2 separate regions of the Homo sapiens genome follow, and region 2 is linked to region 1. A link is an interaction called in ENCODE POLR2A ChIA-PET data of the cell type or tissue named here. Cell type or tissue: HepG2. All regions are shown on one strand. Links, peaks and the distances in the headings refer to the core of each region. The heading gives the core; the rest is flanking DNA.

What was found. Peaks named below come from ENCODE experiments on the same cell type or tissue, not always from the same donor. Only the 100,000 strongest peaks of a DNase experiment are listed, where the experiment ranks them.
Region 2: POLR2A ChIA-PET joins it to region 1 with 7 read pairs; 4 of 35 experiments call an interaction of 5 or more read pairs at or near these places.

The regions. Positions count from the first base shown.
Region 1 is chr17:51,094,997-51,103,337 of GRCh38, forward strand. All of the region lies in intron 1 of SPAG9 (sperm associated antigen 9), which reads right to left. It overlaps LOC124904125 (small nucleolar RNA U13), which reads right to left and starts at 3,282; the gene lies at 3,178-3,282. RefSeq lists an enhancer at 3,603-4,103. In HepG2, for the core only: no CTCF peak of the experiment used is centred there; a DNase peak (open chromatin) is centred at 3,235.
Region 2 is chr17:50,989,325-50,997,665 of GRCh38, forward strand. SPAG9 (sperm associated antigen 9) reads right to left here. Exons shown (of 30, transcript NM_001130528.3): 16 at 7,241-7,370; 17 at 6,120-6,209; 18 at 5,733-5,900; 19 at 4,440-4,611; 20 at 1,126-1,344; 21 at 353-548. Among named protein-coding and RNA genes, the nearest start is that of TOB1-AS1, 130 kb to the left of the region's middle. In HepG2, for the core only: no CTCF peak of the experiment used is centred there; no DNase peak of the experiment used is centred there.

The DNA.
Region 1 (8,341 bases), core at 1-8,000:
ATAAGAAGTGGTGGCCAGGCTGGGCGCGGTGGCTGACGCCTGTAATCCCAGCACTTCGGGAGGCCGAGGTGCATGGATCACGAGGTCAGGAGATCGAGACCATCCTGGCTAACACTGTGAAACCCCGTCTCTACTAAAAATACAAAAAAAATTAGCCGGGCGTGGTGGCGGGCACCTGTAGTCCCAGCTACCGGGAGGCTGAGGCAGGAGAATGGCAGGAACCCAGGAGATGGAGCTTGCAATGAGCCGAGAACTCGCCACTGCACTCCAGCCTGGGGGACAGAGTGAGACTCCATCTTTAAAAAAAAAAAAAAAAAAAAAAAAAAGTGGCAGCCAGGCACGGTGGCTCACGCCTGTAATCCCAGCACTTTGGGAGACTGAAGGGGCAGATCATGAGGTCAGGAGTTCAAGACCAGCCTGACCAACATGGTGAAACCCCGTCTCACTTGATCTTAGCCAAAGGCTGAGAAATGATGAAACCCCTTCTCTACTGAAAATACAAAAATGAGCCAGGCATGGTGGTGCGCACCTGTAGTTCCAGCTACTCGGGAGGCTGAGGCAGAAGAATCACTTGAACCTGGGAGGTGGAGGCTGCAGTGAGCCGAGATCATGCCACTGCACTCCAGCCTGGGCGACAGAGTGAGAATCCATCTCCAAAAAAAGAAAAAAATGTGTATATATATATATAGTGATATATATATAGTGATATATATAGTGATATATACATATAGTGATATATACATATAGTGATATATATATAGTGATATACATATAGTGATATATATAGTGATATACGTATAGTGATATATAGTGAGATATATATAGGGAGAGATATAGAGATATATAGTGATATATATAGTGATATATATATAGTGATGTGATATATATAGTGATATATACAGTGATATATATAGTGATATATATATAGTGATATATATAGTGATATAGTTATATATATAGTGATATATATATATAGTGATATATATATATATAGTGATATATATATAGTGATATATATATATAGTGATATATATATATAGTGATATATATATATAGTGATATATATATATATATAAAGTGGTTTCACACCTGTAATCCCAGAACTTTGGGAGGCTGAGGTGGGTGGATCATTTGAGGTTAGGAGTTCGAGACCGGCCTTGTCAACATGGTAAAACCCTGACTCTACTAAAAACACAAAAATCAGCCAGACATGGAGGAGGCATGCACTTGTAGTCCCAGCTACTTGGGAGGCTGAGGCAGCAGAATTGCTTGAACCCAGGAGGCGGAGGTTGCAGTGAGCCAAGACTGCTCCACTGCACTCCAGCCTGGGTGACAGAGTGAGACTCTGTCTCAAAAAAAAACAAAAAAAAGAAAGAAAGAAAGAAGTGGTTTCAACCACATCAGACAGGCAACAGAAACCAAAAAGTCTGATAGTGCAGGAAGTGTTGGCAAAGATACAAGAAAATAAGAAGTCTTTTATACTACTGATAGGAATATAAATCACTGCACTCCTTTGACAAGCAATGTTACCTTATCTAGTTAATTTTACAAATACATATCCTAAAACCTGGCATCCTATTTCTAAAATATATACTTTGAGAAGATCTTACATATGCACCGAATGTTACTACAACAACATTTGTAATATATAATGTGGTAATGAAGAATGGATAGTGGTATATTCATGTCATCGATGGAATACACAGCAGTTAAAAGGAAAGAATTAGATGCATATGTATATCAACATGGACAGATCAACAGGTAAAAAAAAATAAAATGCAAGATTATATAAGAATGTAACAGTGTGATATCGTGAAATACGTATTTGGTCTCTGACCCAGTTTCCTAACATATAATTCCTAAAATATAATTCCTAAAATCCTTAGAATCTCCAGAGAGATGTCTTTTTGTATGTTAATGGGTAGATTCATGGCTGGCAGCCCCTACATAGCTTAAGGATGGGAGCTGGTCATTGGAAAGACCAAAAGCATAATTAGAGGGTTAGGACTTTCAGCCCACCCCACACAACCTCCCAGGAGGGGAAAGGGGCTGAAGGTGAAGTTGATCACCAATGACCAATGGTTTCATACCTACGTAGTGACGCCTCCATAAAAACTCAAAAGAACAAGGTTGAGAGATCTTCCAGATAGCTGAACACATGGAGGTTCCTGCAGGGTGACATGTACAGGGAGGGCATGGAAGCTCTGCACCACTACCCCCATACCCTGCTTTACGCATCTTTTCATCTACATCCTTTGTAACAGTAAACATAACTGTTTCCCCAGGTTCTGCAAACCATTCAGCAAGTCAACTGAACCTGAGGAGGGGGTTGTGGGAACCCCAGTTTATAGCCAGTTGAGACTGTACTGGACACAGAGGATTCATCAAAAATAAAAGACAGTAGCTGGGCAAGGTGGCACATGACTGTAATCCCAGTGATTCGGAGGCTGAGGCAGGAAGACAGCTTGCACCCAGGAATTCAAGATCAGCCTGGGCAACACAGCAAGACCTTCATCTCATAAAGAAAAAAAATTATGGTATCTACATTATATACACACACACACATATACATATATATGTACATATATATACATGGCAGGTTGGTCAGAAGCACAGGTAAAATAACCTGAGGCTTGAGATTGGCATAAGTGTTGTCGGTAGTCTTGGGGACTGAGACCTCAAACTGTGGGATGTGACACTATCTCAAGTAGACAGTGTCAGTATTAAGTTAGATGACACCTAGCTGGTGCCTGATGCAGAACTGATTGCTTGCTGGTAGGGAAAAACACTCCCATATTTTTTTATTTGTTTGCTTTTTAAGATAGGGTCTCACTCTGTTGCCTGGGTTGGAGTGCAGGTGACACGATCCCAGCTCACTGCAACCTTGACCTTCAGGGCTCACTGCAACCTCGACCTTCAGGGCTCAAGCAATCCTCCTGCCTCAGCCTTCCAAGTAGTTGGGACTACAGGCACATGCCACCATGCTCAGCTAATTTTTGTATTTTTCTGTAGAGACAGGGTTTCATCATGTTGCTCAGGCTGGTTTCAAACTCCTGGGCTCAAGCAATCCACCTGCCTCAGCCTCCCAAAGCACTGGGATTATAGGCATGAGCCACTGCACCTGCCCTACCCCACATATTTGGTCACAGAAGTCTTCTGTGTTATGTGTGTTTTTTTTTTCAGGTCTGAGAATGTGCCAGTGTTGTAACAAGGTTCAAGGGTGGCATATCTCACACACCTGCATGAACACCCAATCACCATGCTCATGAACTACAAATACAGCGGGCTGATTGTTTTTGGTGTGAGAGCAGAAGACAGACAGTTCGTGGTTTTTTTTTTCCACTCTTAAGCAATGGTTTCTGAATTAGAGGGAAGGGTGAGACAGTTATAATCACAAACACCCTGAGTGATTTTTTTTTCCAAACACACAGGCCCTGCCTAGCAGCACTTCTTCCAACCAGTCTCACAAGCCTGTGGGGGTAAATGGGTTTTTACTTATTTATTTATTTATTTGAGACGGAGTTTCGCTCTTGTTGCCCAGGTTGGAGTGCAGTGGTGTGATCTCGGCTCACTGCAACGTCTGCCTCCAGGGTTCAACCGATTCTCCTAACTCAGCCTCCCCAGTAGCTGAGATTACAGGCATCTGCCACCACGCCAGACTAATTTTCTGTATTTTTAGTAGAGACGGGGTTTCTCTGTGTTGTCAGGCTGGTCTGAACTTCTGACCTCAGGTGATCCGCCCCCCTCGGCCTCCCAAAGTGCTGGGACTATAGGCATGAGCCACTGTGCCCAGCCGGATGGGTTTAAAGAATTGGTTACTTTGGGCCGGGCACAGTGGCTCACGCCAGTAATCCCAGCAATTTGGGAGGCCAAGGCGGGCGGATCACAAGGTCAGGAGATCAAGACCATCCTGGCCAATATGCTGAAACCCGGTCTCTACTAAAAATACAAAAATTAGCCGAGTGTGGCGGCGCTTGCCTGTGGTCCCATCTACTGGGGAGGCTGAGGCAGAAGAACTGCTTGAACCCAGGAGGCAGAGGCTGCAGTGAGCTGAGATAGTGCCACTGCACTCCAGGCTGGGTGACAGAGCGAGACTCCGTCTCAAAAAAAAAAAAAAAAAAAAGAATATGATGTACCATTACTACAGTGAAAATTGGCCAGGCGTGGTGGCTCACGCCTGTAATCCCAACACTTTGAGAGACCGAGGTGGGCAGATCACCTGAGGTCAGCAGTTTGAGACCAGCCTGACCAACGTGGAGAAACCCCGTCTCCAATAAAAATACAAAATCAGCCAGGCGTGGTGGCGCATTCCTATAATCCCAGCTACTTGGGAGGCTGAGGCAGGAGAATCGCTTGAACCCAGGAGGCGGAGGTTGCAGTGAGCCGAGATAGCGCCATTGCACTCCAGCCTGGGCAATAAGAGCAAAACTCTGTCTCAAAAAAAAAAAAAAAAAAGGAAAAAAAATACAGTGAAATAGTAGTATGTTCAAAGTAACTTGTGACGTCATCTCAGCATGCAAAAAGTTTCAGATTTTGAAGCATTTCAGATTTCACATTTTCAGACTAGGAATGCTCTACCTGTGTTATGATGTTTGCTACATCAGCCAAGTGATGCCTTACTAACTTTGTTACACAGTTATGTGCTTCTGTAGGTATATGGCCAACATCTTACATTTCTGACTTTAATTTACAGATCTTCAATCCTGACACTGTGGTTTTTGCTTCAACACTTGACTCTGTTATGAAAATATTCTTCTATTACTAAAAAAAAAAAAAAAAAAAAAAAAAAAAAACTAGAAATTGTTATCTTAAAAAAGACCCAGCCAGGCGCAGTGGCTCACGCCTGTAATCCCAGCACTTTGGGAGGCCGAGACAGGTGGATCACCTGAAGTCAGGACTTCGAGACCAGCCTGGCCAAAAAGACAAAACCTTGTCTCTACCAAAAATAAAAAAATTAGCCAGGCATTGTGGAAGGCACCTGTAACTCCAGCTACTCAGGAGCCTGAGGCAAGACAATCACTTGAACCTGGGAGGCGGGAGTTGCAATGGACCGAGATTGTGCCACTGCACTCCAGCCTGAGCAACAGAGTGAGACTCTGTCTCCAAAAAAATAAAAATAAAATAAGGGTAAATAAGCACTTTGCACTTAAATGTTTCTTCAGTAAGCCAAGATAACAAACTTTAATGCTTGAGACATTTAATTTGGCTGCTGAGAATTCTGTTTAATTCCTGGCCCTTGGCTAGGTTAAGGATGGTTAAAACTGAGCCAATTATGGACTGAATTCCTATCCCAAGATAAAAGTATTTTTTAAAGAGTTAAAACTAGGGTCAGGCACAGTGGCTCACACCTATAATCCCAGCACTTTGGGAGGCCAAGGTGGGCAGACTGCTTGAGCCCAGAAGTTTCAGACCAGCCTGGGCAACATGGTGAGATCCTGTCTCTACAAAAATTACAAAAATTAACTGGACATGGTGGTGTCTGGCTTGATGCCTATAATACTTGTGACAGTACCTACAGTACCTGCTACTTGGGAGGCTGAGGTGGAAGGATCACATGAGACTGAAGTCAAGGCTGCAGTGAGCCATAATCGTGCCACTGCACTCCAGTCTAGGACAGAGAGACCCTGCCTTCAAAAAAAAATGGCCAGGTGCAGTGGCTCACATCTGTAATCTGGTACTTTGGGACGCCAAGGCGGGAGGATCAACTGAGGTTGGGAGTTCCAGACCAGCCTGACTAACATGGAGAAACCCCCTCTCTACTAAAAATACAAAATTAGCCAGGCATGGTGGTGCATGCCTGTAATCCCAGCTACTTGGGAGGCTGAGGCAAGAGAATCGCTTGAACCTGGCGGGGCAGAGGTTGCGGTGAGCCAAGATTGCGCCATTGTACTCCAGCCTGGGCAATAAGAGCAAAACTCCGTCTAAAAAAAAAAAAGTTAAAACTAAACAAAGCCAAAAATGAGTGTGTAATTTCTGCCAAATGTGTCCAAATTACATCAAACAAGTTCAAATGGACTATTTTCACAGAGAAACCATAGGCAATCGTCTTTTTAAAAGTGACCCTTATGGGGCTGGGCATGGTGGCTCATGCCTGTAATCCTAGCATTCAGGGAGGCCAAGGCAGGTGGATCACGAGGTCAAGAGATCAAGACCATCCTGGCCAACTTGGTGAAACACCGTCTCTACTAAAAATACAAAAATTAGCTGGGCTTGGTGGCGCACACCTGTAGTCCCAGCTACTTGGGAGGCTGAGGCAGGAGAATTGCTCAAACCCAGGAGGCAGAGGTTACAGTGAGCCGAGATCGCACTACTGCACTCCAGCCTGAGTGACACTGTGAGATTCTGTCTCAAAAAAAAAAAAAAAAAAAAAAAAAATTACCTTTCTGGTTTGATGCTACACTTTGAAAAAACTGCTTAACCTTTAAAAAGGTATTTGTTTTGCCATCATCTGATGCCTGGCAAAAAATAAAAATAGAAAACAAACAAACAAAAAAGGTATTTGTTTCTGACAGGTAGCAGTAACAAAATGTGGCTAGGCTAGAACAGGTAACTGAAAGAAAATTCAAAATTGAGGAGTACATAATTAAAACTAGAAATTTGATTTATACCATAATAGTCCTTTTTTTTTTGAGGGGGACAGGGGAGGGATGGAGTTTCACTATTGTTGCCCAGGCTGGAGTGCAATGGTGCAACCTCAGCTCACTGCAATCTCCACCTCCCAGGTTCAAGCAATTCTCCTGTCTCAGCCTCCGGAGTAGCTGGGATTATAGGCACCCGCCACCATGCCTGGCTAATTTTTTGTATTTTTAGTAGAGACGGGGTTTCACCATGTTGGCCAGACTGTTCTCAAACTCCTGACCTCAGGTGATCTGCCCTCCTTGGCCTCCCAAAGTGCTGGGATTATAGGCATAAGCCACCGCGCCTGGCCTATACCATAATAGTCTAGCACAGGCTTTTAACCAACATGGATTTCCACGCCCCCAAAAATAATTGTTTATTTTTCTTTAGAACAAATGTTTTCTTCAGAAATAAATGTTGTTTTACTCACCATTTTATCTGTTACTCTAAGGTACTGCTGAATCCTGATTAGAAAGGTCTAACATGGGCCATGCACAGTGGCTCACATTTGTAATCCTAGCATTTTGGGAGGCCAAGGTGGGCGAACTGCCTGAGCTCAGGAATTTGATACCAGGCTGAGCAACATGGTGAAACCCCGTCTCTAAAATACAAAAAACATAAAATACTAAAATACAAAAAATTAGCCAGGCATGGTGGCACACGCCTGTAGTCCCAGCTACTTGGAAGGCTGAGGCACGAGAATCGCTTGAACCTAAAGGCCAGAGGTTACAGTGAGCCAAGATCATGACTCTTCACTCCAGCCTGGGTGACAGTGTGAGACTCTGTCTGCAAAAAAAAAAAAAAGAAAAGAAAAAAATAGAAATGTCTAACATAAGAGAAGAAACGAAGAGTTAAAATTAAGTTTTGGCACTTAATCTTCATTTGTATGGAAATTTTTTTTTTTTGAGGTGGAGTCTCGCTCTGTCACCCAAGGCTGCAGTGCAGTGGCATGATCTTCATTCACTGCAACCTCCACCTCCTGGGTTCAAGCGATTCTCCTGCCTCAGCCTCCCCAGTAGCTGAGATTACAGGTGTGCACCACCACACCTGGCTAATTTTTTGTATTTTTAGTAGAGATGGGGTTTTACCATGTTGGCCAGGCTGGTCTCGAACCCCTGACCTCAAATAATCTGCCCAACTCGGCCTCCCAAAGTGCTGAGATTACAGGCATGAGCCACTGCACCTGGCATTATTAATATTATCACTGTTATTTTTAGAGATGGGGTCTCGCTATGTTGCCCAGCTGGCCTTGAATCCTGGGCTCAATCTCTTGAGTAGCTGGGACTTCAGGCGTGTGTTGCTATACCCGGCTTGAATTCCTACAATACTTCTGAAAGTAATTCCAATGATCTTAACATTTAGATTTTTTAAATGCATAAATATTTACAGAATAGTAAGTATAAGGCAATGTAGGTAAAGTGTCTGAAATAAGTCTGAAATAATTATACCCAGGAGAAGTCATGGTTTTTCTGTATATGCAAAAGTGAAAGGACTTATTGAAAAACTTTTTGGAAGTTTTAGCATAACTTGGCACCAGAAGTAGGAACGATAATTTGAATGCACAAAGAGAACTTTAAATGGTTAGTCTTAGCAATTTGACCTTTAGCATATCCATCCATCCAACCAACAAATTTCTGTTAATTATCTACTGCATCCTAGTTGGTGGGAGAATAAAAGCAATAGGTTAGTTTGACACAGCGCTGAAAGTGCTACAAGAGGGCAA
Region 2 (8,341 bases), core at 17-8,016, 110 kb before region 1:
GATAAGCCATACCATCTAGATTTGTGTAAATGCACTCTATGATGTTCACACAATGATGAAATCACCTAATGACACATTTCTCAGAACATATCCCCATTGTTGACTGATGCATGATTATACTTTTATAGATAAGATTTTTTTTTTAAATTGGAAGGTGTACAGAAGAAATGGGGGGGAATATCCAGCGAGAATGATGGAGCGGGAATACATGAAATTATCACAAGAATAGGTATCTTTTAATCCACCACAGTGACACTAATTAGTGGAAATCTTTTGACTGTTTGAGATTATTTTGGTTCCTTTTATTTGTGCACTTCACCCAGTTGCCTAAGTTGATGACCCATTATTATACCTCGACTGATACACTGGGGAGAGGTCTTCTGGGATCTGAACTCCCAAAGGATCTGTAAAGACATGCTCTGTGTAGACGCCAGTTTGGGAGATGTCCACTGTGTCTTCAGCTGACCCCGCATTCCCTTCTGTAGCTTCAGTTGCTTCTTCTGCTGTTGGAACATTTTCATCAACCTCACTATTTTCTGCTTCCATTTCTACAAAGTAAATAAAACACTATTCCAAGTCTGGGCTTTTCTCCTCCAATTATTTCCCCACACAAACCCCTGTTATAGAATTCCATTCCATCTACCCACTCCTTCACACTGTACCATGAAATTAAGAATTCTTCATTCCATTTAACAGTCATTACAGCATTTTTTTTTTTTTTGAGACAGAGTCTTGCTCTGTTGCCCAGGCTGGAGTGCGGCGGCGTGATCTTGGCTCACTGCAAGCTCCACCTCCCAGGTTCACGCCATTCTCCTGCCTCAGCCTCCCGAGTAGCTGGGACTACAGGCACCCGCCACCACGCCCGGTTAATTTTTTGTACTTTTTAGTACAGACAGGGTTTCACTGTGTTAGCCAGGATGGTCTTGATCTCCTGACCTCGTGATCCACCCGCCTTGGCCTCCCAGAGTGCTGGGATTACAGGCGTGAGCCACCACGCCCGGCCTACAGTATCTTCTTTCAAGTTCTTTCAACCTTGTTACTTAAGATCTAAATTAAGTCCATAATGAGGCATCTGAGTGTAGCCTTAGACTCTATACAGATGGCAGGTAAAGAGAATGGATATACCTGGTGGTTTATCCATCACTGGAGAAGCACCATTTGTACTAGGGGAAGTGGCAGCTCCCGTCACACCTTCTGCAGAACAACCAACCACTGTGATGCCTCCTAACAGGCTGTCTGTCTCTGCTGAGCTGTTGCTTGTCATACTTCCACATAAAGATGCTTTGTCTACCTGACCAGATTCTGAAAGATCTTCTCCTGCAGGGTAGTCTGTTTCTCGTGCACCTGAAAAATAAATCTTCTTGTAACAGCAAAGTAAACTTCTATAAATAACATTTTTTTTACTAAAACAATTACAGGTTTGAAATGAGAGTTATGCAGGTGAGATGTACAGGTAGTTGAATACAGGTAGCATTAAATTTACATAAACAAATCTTCACAATATGGGAAGGTAACTTAAAAAATTAAGAAAATACTTCTATTAACACAAGTGCAAATAAACATAAAAATGTCAGAAAATAAACTTTTTTTTTTTTTTTTTTGAGACAGAGTCTTACTCTGTCGCCCAGGCTGGAGTACAGTGGCATGATTCAGCTCACTGCAACCTCCGCCTCCTTGGCTTAAGTGATTCTCCTGCCTCAGCCTCCTGAGTAGCTGGGACTACCGGTGTGAGCCACCACGCCTGGCTAATTTTTGTATTTTTGGTAGAGACAGGGTTTCGGTATGTTGGTCAGGCTGGTCTTGAACTCCTGGCCTCAAGGGATCCACCAACCTCAGACAAGTCCTAGGATTACAGGTGCGAGCCACCACGCCTAGCCAGCTTCTGTTCTTAGTGAGCTCCTCAGCAGCCACAGGTTAAAAACAATCTATTATATCTGACAACATCAGCCAAAAAAAAATTCTTTTAAATCATCAAGACTACTGCTACTACTTGAAGTATAAGCTTCTATCCATTACTGTTAAAAATTAAATGCCCCAAGTATATAGGTTGATTAAGATATTAGTAAAACATTAAAAACTAAGCATTTATAATATAAAAATATTTACAATATAAAAATAAATCTCATTTTTTAATTTAGAAAATTGTTTTATTTATATCACACTAAAAACTTTTATTGCAGTAAAAATAATATATATATAAACAAAATTTGCCACTTTAACCATTTAAAAGTGTACAATTCAGTGGCACTAATATTTACAATATTGGCATTAATATTTATAACATTGTGTAGCCATCACCATTATTTTTTTTTTTTGGCGACAGAGTTTCACTCTTGTTGCCCAGGCTGGTGTGCAATGGTACAGTCTCGGCTCACTGCAACCTCTGCCTCCCAGGTTCAAGCAATTCTCCTGCCTCAGCCTCCCAAGTAGCTGCGATTACAAGCGCCTGCCACTGCACCTGGCTAATTTTTGTATTTTTAGTAGAAACGGGGTTTTACCATGTTGGCCAGGCTGGTCTCGAACTCCTGACCTCAGGTGATCCGCCCACCTCAGCCTCCCAAAGTGTCTGGATTACAGGTGTAAGCCACCATGCCAGGTCTTTTTTTTTTTTTTTTTTTTTTTTTTTTTAAAACACAGGGTCTTACTCCCATTGCCCAGGTGGGTGTGTAGTGGTGCAATCGTAGCTCACTGCAGTCTTGACCTCCCCGACTCAAGTTATCCTCCCGCCTCATTTTTTGATTTTTTGTGGAATGAGGTCTCACTATATTGCCCAGACTGGTCTCAAACTTCTGGGCTCAAGTGATCGTCCCACCTTGGCCTCTGAAAGTGCTGGGATTATGAGTGTGAACCTCCATGGCCGGCCTATTTCTAAAGCTTTTCCATCACCTCACACAGAAACTCTATGTTTTTATGAATGTGCCTATTCTAGATATCTCATATAAGCGGAATCATATAATATTTGTCCTTTTGTGTCCGACTTATTTCCTTTGGCATAGTGTTTCCAAGGTTCATCTGTGTTATAACATGTGTCAGAACTTCTACCTAGAGGATAATGTATTGTACTCTTAAAAATTTGTTAAGAGGGCTGGGCATCCCAATACTTCGGGAGGCCAAGGCAGGCAGATCACTTGAGCCCAGGAGTTCCAGACCAGCCTGGGCAACATGGTGAAACCCTGCCTACAAAAAGTACAAACAACTTAGCCAGGTGTGGTAGTGTGCGCCTGTGGTCCCAGCTACTTGGGAGGCTGAGCTGGGAGGATCACTTGAGCCCGGAAGGTCATGGCTGCAATGAGTACAATGAGTTGTGACTGCACCACTGCAATCCAGCCTGGGCAACAGAGTGAGGCCCTGTCTCAAAAAAACAAAAACAAAAATGTGTTAAGAGGGTAGATCTCAGGCTGGGTTCAGTGGCTCATGCCTGTAATCCCAGTACTTCGGGAGGACGAAGCGGGTGGATCACCTGAGGTCAGGAGTTCAAGACTAATCTGACTGCCCGGGGTGGTGGGTCACACCTGTAATCTCAGCACTTTGGGAGACCGAGGCGGGCAGATCACGAGGTCTAGGAGTTCGAGACCAACCTGGCCAATATGGTGACACCCCATTTCTACCAAAAATACAAAAATTAGCCGGGTGTAGTGGCTCGTGCCTGTAGTCCCAGCTACTTGGGAGGCTAAGGCAAAAGAATCACTTGAACCCAGGAGGTAGAGGTTGCAGTAAGCCGAGACGGTGCCACTGCACTCCAGTGTGAGTGACAGAGTAAGACTCCATCTCAAAAAAAAAAAAAAAAAAAGACTAGCCTGACCAACATGGTAAAACCCCGTCTCTAGTAAAAATGCAAACAATTAGCCGGGCGTGGTGGCAGGTGCCTGTAATTCCAGCTACTCGGGAGGCTGAGGCAGGAGAATCACTTGAACCTGGAAGGTGGAGGTTGCAGTGAGCCGAGATCATGCCATTGCACTCCAGCCTGGGTGACAGAGTAAGACTCTGTCTCAAAAAAAAAAAAAAAAAAAAAGTAGAACTCATATTAAGTATTCCACAATAAAATATAAAAAAGAACTTCATTCCTTTTTATGGCTGAATAATATTCCAACATATGGATATATCACATACACTTCTTTAATTTTTAAACTAATGTTTTAACATCACATAATGTTTAATCCAAAACTTTAGAAGACCTTTCCTTATTAATTAATCCAAACAGTCCTCTGGCTCCCAGTTATTTTCTCATATTCCCATTGTTTTATTTTCTTCACAGTATTTTTCACTACCTGAAAATATCTTCTTTATTCAATGGTTTCCAGTTTGTTTTTTAATCTTCCCTAACTAGAACATAAGCTTCATGACAGCAAGGTGCAGAACTGCATCTTCAGCTGCTACATCAGTGCCCAGCAGGTAGGTGGATGGAGGGGAGGGCAGAGAAACGCATGACTCACTCTTACCTGGCACACTTGCAATGCACAGAACATGAGAGTTGCAAACAGTGAAACTGTCTAGGATGTTGCCAGGTTGAACAGCATCAATAATAAGAACTTTTGTAGCCGAATGAGTGCTGGTACAGATCCAAACTAGACTGGATAATTCTTCTTGATTTTTTAACTCCTTCTGCTGTTCCTGTATAGGCAAAGGAGGAAAAATGTTTAAAACAATATGTATGTACAAATATTCATAAGGTGGTGCTGTTACAGTAAAAGGCAATACTATTTCAAATTTATTTCCAGATTATTTGGAAGGGTAAAAATACAACCACTGATGTGGTTTGGCTGCGTCCCTACCCAAAACTCAACTTGAATTGTATCTCCCCGAATTCCCACATGTTGTGAGAGGGACCCAGGGGGAGGTAATTTAATCATGGGGGCCAGTCTTTCCCATGCTATTCTCGTGATAGTGAATAAGTCTCACGAGATCTGATGGGTTTATTAGGGGTTTACACTTTTGCTTCTTCCTCATTTTCTCTTGCTGCCACCATGTAAGAAGTGCCTTTCATCTCCTGTCATGATTCTGAGGCCTCCCCAGAGGTTACCTATGTAAGCCCAATTAAACCTCTTTTTTCCTTCCCAGTCTCGGGTATGTGTTTATCAGCAGTGTGAATATAGACTAATACAACCACCTATCAATATTAATTAGTAGATGAAAAACTAGCAGTTAGGCTGGCACAGTGGCTCACGTCTGTAATCCCAGCACTTTGGGAGGCTGAGGTGGGAGGACTGCTTGAGGCCAGAAGTGTGAGACTAGCCTGGTCAACACAGTGAAACCCTCGTCTCTACAAAAAATAAAATTAGCCAGGTGTGGTGGTGTGGGTGTGTAGTCCCAGCTACTTGGGTGGCTGAAGTGGACAGATCACTTGAGTCCAGGAGGTTAACACTGCAGTGAGCCATGATCATGCCACTGCACTCCAGCCTATGTGATAGAGTGAGACTCTGTCTCTAAACAGCAACACAAAACTAACAGGTAAAGCAGAACAATGATAAAATGTTCCATTAGCTTGATCACTGTAGTGATTACATACGTGTACACATGTGTCAAAACTCTGACCTATACCCATTTCGAGTGCACACTTTATTGCATGTAAATTATACCTCAATATTTTAAAATTGATTTTAAAAGGGTGCTGAGGGACAGTAAGCCAGGGCATAGTAATCCCAATTAGAAGCTGGACCCAGAGGCAAATTTTGGATGAAAGAGTTAAACTCATAGTCTCATAAACCAGGTCAAATGTTAGTACACACACTTACCTTAAGTTCCTGATCTAACTTATCTAAACTACTCTGAGAGGCACTTCGCTGTTTACTGCCTTCTGTATCCAAACCAGCAACATCCTTGTAAAATACACTTGCTCCAACAACAGAACCACCATCTCTGGTCTTCCCACCAGATAAATTGACTCCAACAGCACACCACAGCTTCTCAGGTGAAAAAGAAAACAATATTAAGTCTAGAAATGTTTAGCATTTTCATGTTTTCTTAAAATAACTAATGGTTGTAAATACAGGTCTTATAACCTAATATTATAAAATGAACAATAACCTCACCATAGAAGTAATACTTATACTTTTTTGGTTTTAGAAAAAAAACTACCCAGAGTTTAGAAAACATCTCCTTTTAATTCACAATGAACTTACCTTCATTGATGTATCTTTTTCATCCAGAGGTCTGAGATAGACAGGCACAGGTAAATTTTTCATCTTATTTTCACCTTGACCATTGGTTACCTAATAATGGTGGAAGGAGGAGTGAAAAAGGCACATTAGTAAGCCTCATCAAAAGTGAACTTATTACAGATCCACTGAGACATGAGCAAGCACTGCTGTTATTTACTCCTTGAAATCAAGTTCAGGTTTTTTGTTTTTTTGTTTTTTTGAGACAGGGTCGCTCTACTGCCCAGGCTAGAGTGCAGTGGCTTGATCATGGCTCACTGCAGCCTCAATCTGTCAGGCTTAAGCGGTCCCCTCCCACCTCAGCCTCCAAGGTAGCTGGGACTACAGGCACAGGCCACCACACCCAGCTAATTTTTTAAATTTTTTGTAGAGATGAGGTCATGCTATGTTGCCTAGGCTGGTCTCAAACTCCCTGAGCTCAAGCCATCCTCCACCTTGGCCTCCCAAAGTGTTAGGATTATAGGCATGAGTCAATAACAGGCACCATGAGCCAATGACAGGCATCAGCCAATTTTGCCATTCTTATTTGAAAAACAGAAAAATCAAGTTGAGCAATTCAATAAACAGGATATAATGGGAGCTCAAAAAGAGGCTCTAATTCACACATATGTGCACACGTGCACATGCATATGTGTTTGTACATGAACATGTGAGTCTTTTGGGGTAGGAATTATGGAGTAGACAGATAAAATTCCTGAAGACCTGAACTTAATTTTAAATGAACAGTTTGAAAAGTTCCATGCCAATAATTTTTTCAACAATGATGCTGGTTTTTTAAAAAATGAAATCTTCAAATATTAAACCAGAATTGCTCTGGTTACAGCAGAGCGGGTACCTCAAACTCCATGCACTTAGCCACCCTTTATTGACTCCTCCCCCCCTCACAGACTCAGAGCATTTCATTTGAGTTCTACAGCTCTAGAAAACAGCCTGAAAACCACCACCCTCCATGCTTAAATGTGTGCCCAGTCCATGCGGCTGAGATGAGCAGGGCTGGGATGCGTACAGTGAATCCTTCATGCCCACGCACACTCAACTTGCCCTCTTCTTTCCTGCTGGATGCTCTTACCACATGTGCATATTACCTGTTTGTACTTCTGAGGCAGACTCCAGCCAAAAGCCTGCACTCTACCGTCTTCCTTCTGAACATGTGCTTTTACCTGACGATACTGCTCTCTCTTTTGTTCTCTGCGTGAGGCTAAACTAGCTTCAGTTCTAAAAGGAAAAAAGATTTTCCTAATTACATGAATACGTTTAATTACGTTTATCCCCAGTTTTATCTCTCCTCTGTCACTAAAACAGCAAAAACAACAAAAATTTACATGATTTCAAATTAGTTTATTTCAACTATAACAGCTCCTTAAAAAGTGTTATAATAGGCCGGGCACGGTGGCTCATGCCTGTAATCCCAACACTTTGGGAGGCCGAGGAGGGCAGATAGCCTGAGGTCAGGAGTTCGAGAGCAGCCTGGCCAACATGGTAAAACCCCGTCTCTGCTAAAAATACAAAAATTAGCCAGGCACGGTAGTGCGGACCTATAATCCCAGCTACTTGGGAGGCTGAGGCAGGAGAATCATTTGAACCCGGTGGAGGTTGCAGTGAGCCAAGATGGTGCCACTGCACTCCAGCCTGGGGGACAAGAGCAAAACTCCATCTCAAAAAACAAACAAACAAACAAACAAAGTGTTATACTAAAGCTGGTCTTTTTAAGTTTGTGCAGTGAATTCAGTGCCTAAGCTTTAACAGGTTACCAAGCAGCTTTGTTACATTAAATTGAATCATCAGCCACCAAATTTATATCAGGTTTCAGATGCTGGCCATATGAAAGGGGAAAATTCTTAAGTATGTTTGGCTTTTTTGTTGTTGTTGTTCATTCAACAAATATTTACTGAGAATATCCTAATGCCAGAAAACGTGCTAGAAGTGATTTAAAACTTGAGTAAATCAATATCTGCTTAGGAAGATTGATATAGGTTAGATTTTAGATCCCATTAACTTGTTTCAGAAAATAAAAATGCAAACTGATTTGGTAAACTTTGGAGTTATAAGGTAAAATATTATTAAAATGATTTTGAAAATAATTTGCCATTATTTTGGCCATTTAAATTTTCATAAGATGAGTTGCTATGTATATATACCACAGTTAACATATCTACCTATATGTCAGATACTTTACAGATAACTGT